Linked DNA regions of Homo sapiens: region 2 is linked to region 1. A link is an interaction called in ENCODE POLR2A ChIA-PET data of the cell type or tissue named here. Cell type or tissue: Caco-2. All regions are shown on one strand. Each heading gives the region's core, and the rest is flanking DNA. Links, peaks and the distances in the headings are about the cores only. Region 1 overlaps LINC03088 (long intergenic non-protein coding RNA 3088). Region 2 has its middle 33 kb from the start of MAP1LC3B2.

Evidence for each region. ChIA-PET counts read pairs that join two places held together with the same protein. Peaks named below come from ENCODE experiments on the same cell type or tissue, not always from the same donor. Only the 100,000 strongest peaks of a DNase experiment are listed, where the experiment ranks them.
Region 2: POLR2A ChIA-PET joins it to region 1 with 15 read pairs; 2 of 35 experiments call an interaction of 5 or more read pairs at or near these places.

What each region holds. Positions count from the first base shown.
Region 1 is chr12:116,695,564-116,699,948 of GRCh38, forward strand. It overlaps LINC03088 (long intergenic non-protein coding RNA 3088), which reads left to right. Exons shown (of 2, transcript XR_007063473.1): 2 at 2,292-2,616. Among named protein-coding and RNA genes, the nearest start is that of LINC03088, 36 kb to the left of the region's middle. In Caco-2, for the core only: a CTCF peak has its summit at 1,958 (motif pointing left); a DNase peak (open chromatin) is centred at 1,938.
Region 2 is chr12:116,590,632-116,595,016 of GRCh38, forward strand. No RefSeq gene overlaps it. Among named protein-coding and RNA genes, the nearest start is that of MAP1LC3B2, 33 kb to the left of the region's middle. In Caco-2, for the core only: no CTCF peak of the experiment used is centred there; DNase peaks (open chromatin) are centred at 130 and 1,930.

The sequences.
Region 1 (4,385 bases), core at 303-4,302:
GCTGCAGACACATCCGGGCACCTGTTAAAAACACTGCTTGCTGGGCTCTGCCCCAGACCTGTGCCCAAAGCATTTCCTTCTTTCTTTCTTTCTTTCTTTCTTTTTTTTTTGGGGGGGGGGTGGTGGGGGCGGGACAGAGTCTCTCTCTGTTGCCCAGGCTGGAGGCTGGAGTGCAGTGGCTCGATCTCAGCTCACTGCAACCTACGCCTCCCGGGTTCAAGTGATTCTCCTGCCTCAGCCTCCCGAGTACCTGGGATTATAGGCACACACCACCATGCCTGGCTAATATTTTATATTTTTAGTAGAAATGGGGTTTCCCCATTTTGGCCAGACTGGTCTTGAACCCCTGACCTCAAGTGATCTACCCGCCTCGGCTTCTCAAAGTGCTGGGATTACAGGCGTAAGCCACTGTGTCCAGCCCCAGAGCATTTCTTAGAGCAGTTCCTGGATGAGGTTTCCTGGAGGTTTCCTGAAATTTTCTCTGTATTTGTAAGAACTCGCAGAAAGCAGACATCTATAACCAGCAAAGCACATTCTGTAGGCCAGTCTTGCCCCAACTCCATGACCCCATCACCTCCCCTGGTTGTTCAAAAGTACGAAGTTCATGCCTTCAACACAACACATTTATTGAGCACCTACAATGTGCCAAGCTCTAGTTCAAGCCCTGGAGATAGAGCAAGAATCAAACCTAAGTCCCTGCTTTTGCAAAGCTTGCATTCCAGGGAGCAAGACAAGCAAACAACCAAACCGGGAGGATATCAGGATATCAGAGAGTGCCGTGAGGGAAACGAAAGCGGGAGGAATAGAGCAGTGGTTTTCAATCAGGGCGATGTTGCCCCCCAGGGAACATCTCGAAATGTCTAGAGATACTTTTGGTTGTCATCATCTGGGGAGGGAGGTGCTGGAATGTAGGGGCCAGGGGGGCTGCTAAACACCCTTCAACACACAGGGCAGCCCCCGCAACAAAGAATTATCCAGACCTAAATGTCACTGGTGCCCAGGCTGATAACTCCTGGGCTAGGGAAGACAGAGGACTGCTGTTCAAGGCAGGGGTCAGGGAAGGCCTCCGGTGAGGGACACTTGAGCAAGGACCCAGAGCAGATGAAGGATGTCTGTGGACGGAAGGTCTCAGGCAGAGGGGATGGGGTTGGAGGAGGCGCCCTCACTGCAGGTGGGAGCATGCACGCCTCGAGGGAGAGATCTGGGGGTTTCAGCCTAAGTGTGATGGAGCCTGGGGGTCCCAGCAGGGCCAGAGATGCTCTCACTTAAGCTTCCAAAGGGTTCCTTTGGCTGCTGCAAGGAGAACAGCCTAGGAGGAGCCGAGAGGAGCTGGGGACTAGGTGGGAGGATGCTGGGTCACCTAGGCAAGAAATGTAGGGGCTGGAAGGGGAAGAGGAGCCCCAGGGTGGTAAGGTGTGGTCTGGATCAGAATGTGTCATCCAGGACCGGGCGCAATGGCTCACGCCTGTAATCCCAGCACTTTGGGAGGCCAAGGCGGGCGAATCACTTGAGGTCAGGAGATCGAGACCAGCCTGGCCAACATTCTGAAACCCTGTCTCTACTAAAAATACAAAAATTAGCTGGGCGTGGTGGCAGGTGCCTGTAATCCCAGCTGCTCAGGAGGCTGAGGCAGGAGAATCACTTGAACCCGGGAGGTGGAGGGAGCAGGGAGCCGAGATCATGCCACTGCATTCCAGCCTGGATGACAGAGCAAGACTCTGTCTCAAAAAAAAAAAAAAAAAAAAAAAAAAGACTGCGCCATCCAGGCTGTAGCTTCTAGAAGGGATTTGCTGAGGGATTAGTTGAGGGTGCGAGACAGAAATCAAGAGCCACCTTGGAGCTGACTTTCCATGAGGTCCCTGCTCCAGGTGTGTCCTTGACAAAAGGGACTCCAAGCCCTGCTTCTAACCCTAAGCCAGTGGCTCTCAACTAGTGGCGATTGTGCCCCCCAGAGGACACTGGAGACTAGGCCATGTCTGGAGACATTCGGGGTTGTCATAGCTGGGGATGCTGGCTCCTACCGGCATCTAGGGGGTGGAGAGGTCAGGGATGCTGCTGAACGTCCTGCAGTGCCCAGGACAGCCCCCACCACAGTCACCCAGCCCCGAATGTCACTAGTGCCAAGACTGAGGAATCCTGACCCCTGATTCCCCCTAAACCCTGCCACCTCCTCTCACACGGGGCCTGGCCCCACCAACTTAGCGGGGACTTTGTCAGAGGCCAGAGATTCCAAATCAATGCATCTCAGTGGCTAAGGTCCATATTAACTACATCTCACTTGCTTCTGACAGTGACACAGATCAGATGCTGCTGCTGTCGTGGCTGCCACCACAAGAAACAAGAGTGTTGGAGTGCAAATTCATTATCCAGCTGTTAAGAGCGACAGAGCATGCACACATCTCTCCCCGACCGGGTTATCTGAGAGCCAGCCCTGCTGTATGATTGAGTGGCTGCCAGCCTCCTCTTCTCTGTAACCTTGACACGCCAGAGCCGGGCCTCCAGTGCACAGGCTAAAAATCCTAAAGGCAACGGCGGCGGCAACAAATAGATGGGTTAATTTGTTTCATGCCCCCGTTGTCACCAGGCTCTCGCAGAATAAAACCACCACCACCACCACCACAACCTCCATTTGTGGGGTTTAATACCCCAGCTGCTGGGAATCAGATTCAGCCGGAGGAAGAAAATGTGACGTCGATGCAGAGATCCATTTATTCGGTGATGTTTGCTTAAAAACCGGTTTTTCATCTGCAGGTTATTCTTGCACGCTTGGACCTCAAGCAACACAATATCACATTTCCAGGTGGTATCTTTAAGGAAAGCTAATTAAGACTCTTGGCACTTGTAGGATGAAACATTTTACAATTTTCTTCAAAGCAATTTGCCAACATTAGCTAATTAAAACACCCAGCCTTCCATTGAGGGACAATGGGAAGAGCATACAATTGTCATTTCTGAGCATCTGTTGTACGGATAGAAATCCAAATTCCTGTTGCTTCTACTTGGTCAATGTCCTTCTCTGAAGGTGGCCTTTCATGGTTTTTCTGCAACCTGCATTTAGGAGCATTTAGAAGAAGATTCCAGCTTTTCTAGCACTTAGCCTCTAAAATAAAGAACAACACAGGGAAAGGAGTTTGAGCAATTGAGGCTGGTCTGCTAAGCCAGGGGTTGGCAAACTATGGCCCAAGGGCTAAATCCAGCCCTTGACCTTTCTTTAAAGTTTTATTGGAATACAGCCATGCTCATTGGTTTACATATTGTTTCTGGCTACTCTCAAGCTAAAACAGCAGGGTTAAGTGACTGCTAGAGAAAGTATAAGGCCTAGAAAGCTGGAAATATTTTTACTGTCTGGCCCTTTATGAAAACAGTTTGCAGACCTCTGCATTCAGCGGTCTGTTGCATCTGCCTATGATTTTCCCGCTCTGCAGGCCAAACTACCCCATTCCCAGTTGTTGATTGGACAGCTCTTTTCCCATGGTGTCATTACTGTTATTAAGTGTCTAGGCCCCAAATGAAGGTCTCCAAAGAAGTGTCTCTGGTCAGTAGAAAGGATTTTTTTTCTTTAGATAGAGATAGGGCCTCTCTATGTTAACCAGGCTTATCATGAACTCCTGGCCTCAAGCAATCCTCCCATCTCGGCCTCCCGAAGTGCAGGGATTACAGGCATGAGCCACCATGCCCGGCCCATTAGAAAGGTTATTCAAGGAAAGGGAATTTGAATTTAATCTCTCAGTATAGAAGATAATTTGACAATGTCAAAACCCAATAGAGGCCGGGCACAGTGGCTCACACCTGTAATCCCAGCACTTTGGGAGGCTGAGGCGGGTGGATCACCTGAGGTCAGGAGTTCGAGACCAGCCTGGCCAACATGGTGAAACCCCGTCTCTACTAAAAATATAAGAGTTAGCCAGGCGTGGTGACACATGTCTGTAATCCCAGCTACTTGGGAGGCTGAGGCAGGAAAATCACTTGAACCTAGGAGGCAGAGGTTACAGTGAGCCAAGATCGCACCACTGCACTCCAGCCTGGCAACAGAGTGAGACTCCGTCTCAAAACAAAACCCAATAGAATCTTTCTCCCATTTTACTCCGTTTTCCTAAGGATTGCAAGGTCAGCCTTCTGCTGCAGTTCGTCCAAAACATTTCCCCTTCTCCAGCCGCCACCACCCCGTTTGGAGATTCCGTCTTGGGGAATTCATTCCCCTTTTTTGAGTCCTGCCTTCTGGATAGTTCGAGGACCCTTCAGTTCTCCATGGATGGAGCTCATGGTCACCTGGATGCCTACAACTGGGGAATGAGAGGCCAGGGATCAGGGGTGGGGATGTAATTAATTTCATCTGGGTCCTGGGGTGTCTGAAGGCAGGACCAATGTGACTTTTACCTTCAAGG
Region 2 (4,385 bases), core at 129-4,128, 110 kb before region 1:
TTGTCTGGATAATTCTGTGTTGTGGGTCTGTTCTGTGCACTGTAAGATATTGAGGAGCATCCCTGGCTTCTACCCACTAGATGCCAGTAGCACCCTGCTAAGTTGTGACAGTGAAGAATGTCTTTAGATGTTGCCAAATGTCCCCTGGGGCAGTAAAGTCACCCCCTGGTGAGAAGCATTGATGTAGCTCTAACTCATTCTCTGTAAAGGCTGTCCAGCCTATGGTGTATGGGGACACTACAGTTCATTATTTATATAACCAGTCCCTTGTTGGTGGATATTTAAGCTATTTCCAGTCCCTGATTAGTATAAACGATTTTTTTTTTTTTTTGAGATGGACTCTTGCTCTGTTGCCCAGGCTGGAGTGCAGCGGCGCAATCTCTGCTCACTGCAAGCTCCGCCTCCCGGGTTCATGCCATTCTCCTGCCTCAGCCTCCCGAGTAGCTGGGACTACAGGCACCCGCCCCCATGCCTGGCTGATTTTTTGTATTTTTTTAGTAGAGACAGGGTTTCACTGGGTTAGCCAGGATGGTCTCGATCTCCTGACCTCGTGATCCACCTGCCTCAGCCTCCCAAAGTGCTGGGATTACAGGCGTGAGCCACCGCGCCCGGCAACAATGTTATAATGAACGTTCTTGTGTCTTTGGCACATAGGTAAGTTTATCTGTAGGATAAACTGTTGCACATTTTCTTGTTCACCACTCAGTAAGTGTTAGTTAAGTAAGCAAAAAAATGGAAAGAGAAAGGCTGGGAGTGGTGGCTCATGCCTGTAATCTCAGCACTTTGGGAGGCTGAGGCAGGTACATCACTTGAGGTCAAGAGTTTGAGACCACTTAGCCACCATGGCGAAACCCCATCTCTACTAAAAATAATAATAATAATAATAGTAATAGGCAAGCATGGTGGCGCATGCCTGTAATCCCAGCTTCTTGGGAGGCTGAGGCACGAGAATCGCTTGAACCTGGGAAGTGGAGGTTGCAGTGAGCTGAGATCACACCACTACCCTCAAGCCTGAGTGACAGAGCAAATCAAAAAAAAAAAGAAAAGAAAAAAAAAGGAAGAAGAAGAATGTGAGCTGAGAGCTTCAGTTCTTATCTTTTAAACCAAGTCGGGGGAATCCTACCTGTTGTTGGAGGAAATGAGGTCAACCCACTGAGAAAGACAGAACCAAGAGATGGAATTTTCATTTAAGCCCCTTGATCCAGTTGTGCCTGAAGCCACCTACTCCTGGCTTTACTCATTCTGTGATCCAATGCATTCTCTTTAAGGCTTAAGCCTGTTTGAGTTGAGGTTTTATAAACTTCAACTTAAAGACTCCTGGGTATAAACAGAAGCATGACTCCTCCAAGAAGCCTGTCTGAACTCAGCCCTCCTTTCTGGCTCCCGCAGACCCTGTGCTGTCTATGCTGAGCCAAGTACCTCCTCTGTGAGAGTCACTGTTCCCTCGTTGGTCTCCTTGCCCCTGTATCTCCAGCACCTGGATCAGAGGGGATGCTCAAAAGGATCCACTGAATGAATGAGTGTTAGTGTCTTACAACTCACAGCCTCGACGCCTCTGCTCAGTGGGGGCTCAATAAATCCACACAAGAAACCTTCTGGCAGCCAGACGAACTTTCTTAACTTGATCCAGGAAGTTCTGCCAAAGGAGCAAAACAATACTCACTCCAGGGCAGGGGCTGCCCGGCAAAGGGAGGCGTTCCTGGGGTGCAGGGAGGGGCGGTCTTCCAGGAATCTCTGCCACCCTAAGCCGCTGGCTGGACATCCCTGGGCAAATGGCCCAGTGGCCTCTGAGGTCTCTGTGCTTAAACCTCCCACTCCCTTCCAGAACAGGTTTGGCCTTATTCAGAACCATCTTATTTCAGCAAATCCTGCCCCAGCTGCTGCACACAAAGCATGCTATTTACAAAGTTAATGTTTACAAAGTGTTCTGAGGGCCTGTGCACAAGTAGGACACTTTATAGGCCAGCAAAAGTGATAAGAACCTCCCCGAACGGCTTCCAATCTGTAAAGGGCCCGAATGCACACAAGTTAACACGAGGAGATCCCAAAAGACTAAGACGGAAGGACAGCAATAAGAATGTACATTTAGGCCTGGGCCAGTGGCTCACACCTGTAATCCCAGCACTTTGAGAGGCCGAAGCAGGAGGATTGCTTGGGCCCGGGAGTTCAAGGCCAGCCTGGGCAACATAGTGAGAACCTGTCTCTACAAAAAAATTCAAAAATTAGCCACATGTGGTGGCTCGTGCACATGGTTCCAATTACTCAGGAGGTTGAGGTAAGAGGAGGCACCGCCCAGGAGGCAGTGGTTGCAGTGAGCCATGATTGCACCACTCCAGCCTAGGCAACAGAACGAGATTCTGTCTTAAAGAAAAAAAGAAAGAAATGGGCCAGGCACAGTGGTTCATGCTTGTAATCGCAACACTTTGGGAGGGTGAGGTAGGAGCATCGCTTGAGCTCTGGAATTTGAGACCAGCCTGGGCAACATATCAAGACTTCGTCTCTACTAAAAATTAAAAAAATAGGCCAGGCGCAGTGGCTCACGCCTGTAATCCCAGCACTTGGGGAGGCCGAGGCAGGCGGATCACGGGGTCAGGAGATCAAGACCATCCTGGCTAACACGGTGAAATCCCGTCTTTACTAAAAATACAAAAATTAGCCAGCATGGTGGCATGTACCTGTAGTCCCAGCCACTCGGGAGGCCGAGACAGGAGAAACGTTTGAACCCAGGAGGCAGAGGTTGCAGTGAGCCGAGATCGTGCCGCTGCACGCCAGCCTGGGCAACAGAGCGAGATTCCGTCTCAAAAAAATAAATAAATAAATAAAAATAAAAAAACAAAACTTAGCCAGGTGTGGTGGTGCAACCCTGTAGTCTTAGCTACTTGGGAGGCTGAGGTGGGAGGATCACTTGAGCCTGGGAAGTAGAGGCTGCAGGGAGATATGATTGTTCCACTGCACTCAAGCCTGGGGGACAGGGCAAGACCTTGTCTCAAAATAAAATAAAATAAATGCACATCTAAATGCCAGCCACATTCATGAGCATGTCATACTGACTGTTAAATGAGCACCTACTATGTGCCAAACACTGTTCTAGGTCCTAAGTGCCCAGCAATGAACAAAAGCCTTCTTTCTAGTAGAGAGAAGTGGGCAAAGAGATAAATAAATACGTTTTTTGTTTTTTGTTTTTTGTTTTTTGAGACAGAGTCTTGCACTGCCGCCCAGGCTGGAGTGCAGTGGCACCATCTTGGCTCACTGCAAGCTCTGCCTCCCGGGTTCACACCATTCTCCTGCCTCAGCCTCCTGAGTAGCTGGGACTACAGGCACCGACCACCACACCTGGCTAATTTTTTGTATTTTTAGTAAAGACGGGGTTTCACCCTGTTAGCCAGGATAGTCTCGATCTCCCGACCTTGTGATCTGTCTGCCTCGGCCTCCCAAAGTGCTGGGATTACAGGCATGAGCCACCGCGCCTGGCCAATAAGTTGTTTCAAACGCAAATAAATGTCATTTAAAATAACAACGCAGGCCAGATAAGGAGGGACTTGGGAGGGGCTTCTTTTGTTGGGAAGTCACTTCTGTTACCTACTCAATCTTCACAACCACTGGATGTCCCTGTCCCCATTTCATGGAAGAGGAGGCTGTAGCTGGGAGAGCACAGTGACCTGCCTCAGACCCAGACAGAAAGAGTAGACTTCATTAAGGGTACCCGGAATCTGTTTTAATCGAGGCTGGTAAGACACACAGACACGGAAACGACTGTCACGAAGGAAGAAGTTGATGATGTCCACAGATGCCTAAAACAGGAAGCATGGCACACCACGCAGGGCTGCACGAGGCAGCACTAGGGTGGGGCAGGAGGCAGGGGAGGTGGGGAAACATGGGCCAGCGCCTTTACTGTGGTTTCCCCAGGAAAAAATAAGCAAGGCAGGGTAAGTGGGTTTAGGATTGGCTCGTTTGAATAATTTCAGCAGGCTCTGGAGGTATAGGGGCTGTCCCTTAGTTGTCTGGTTCCTGGCTCTGGGGTGACTATGGCAGGTAGGTAGTGACCAAGATTATGAAAGTCTAATAAAATAGGCTGCTGGGGGTAGGGTTTCTGGAGGGATTGGCTTGCATTTGAAAGGCATGCTCTCCGGTGACCTGTTCACTTTCTCCAGGAATTGGACAGCTCTGGGAGGGGAAGTCCTTCCAGGGTCACCAAGGCCCCAAGATGTCAAAGCATCAGAATACAGAAAACAAAAGACATGGTTGATACACAGACCCAGCCTAGGGCTTGAGCCGCCCCTTGGGCTGTCCGCAGTCACCATGGGGACATAGACCCTGGAGGACCCTAAGAGGGACCCTCCATCTGTGGAGAGAATGCAACAGGTGGGCTTCAGCTACAAATGGAA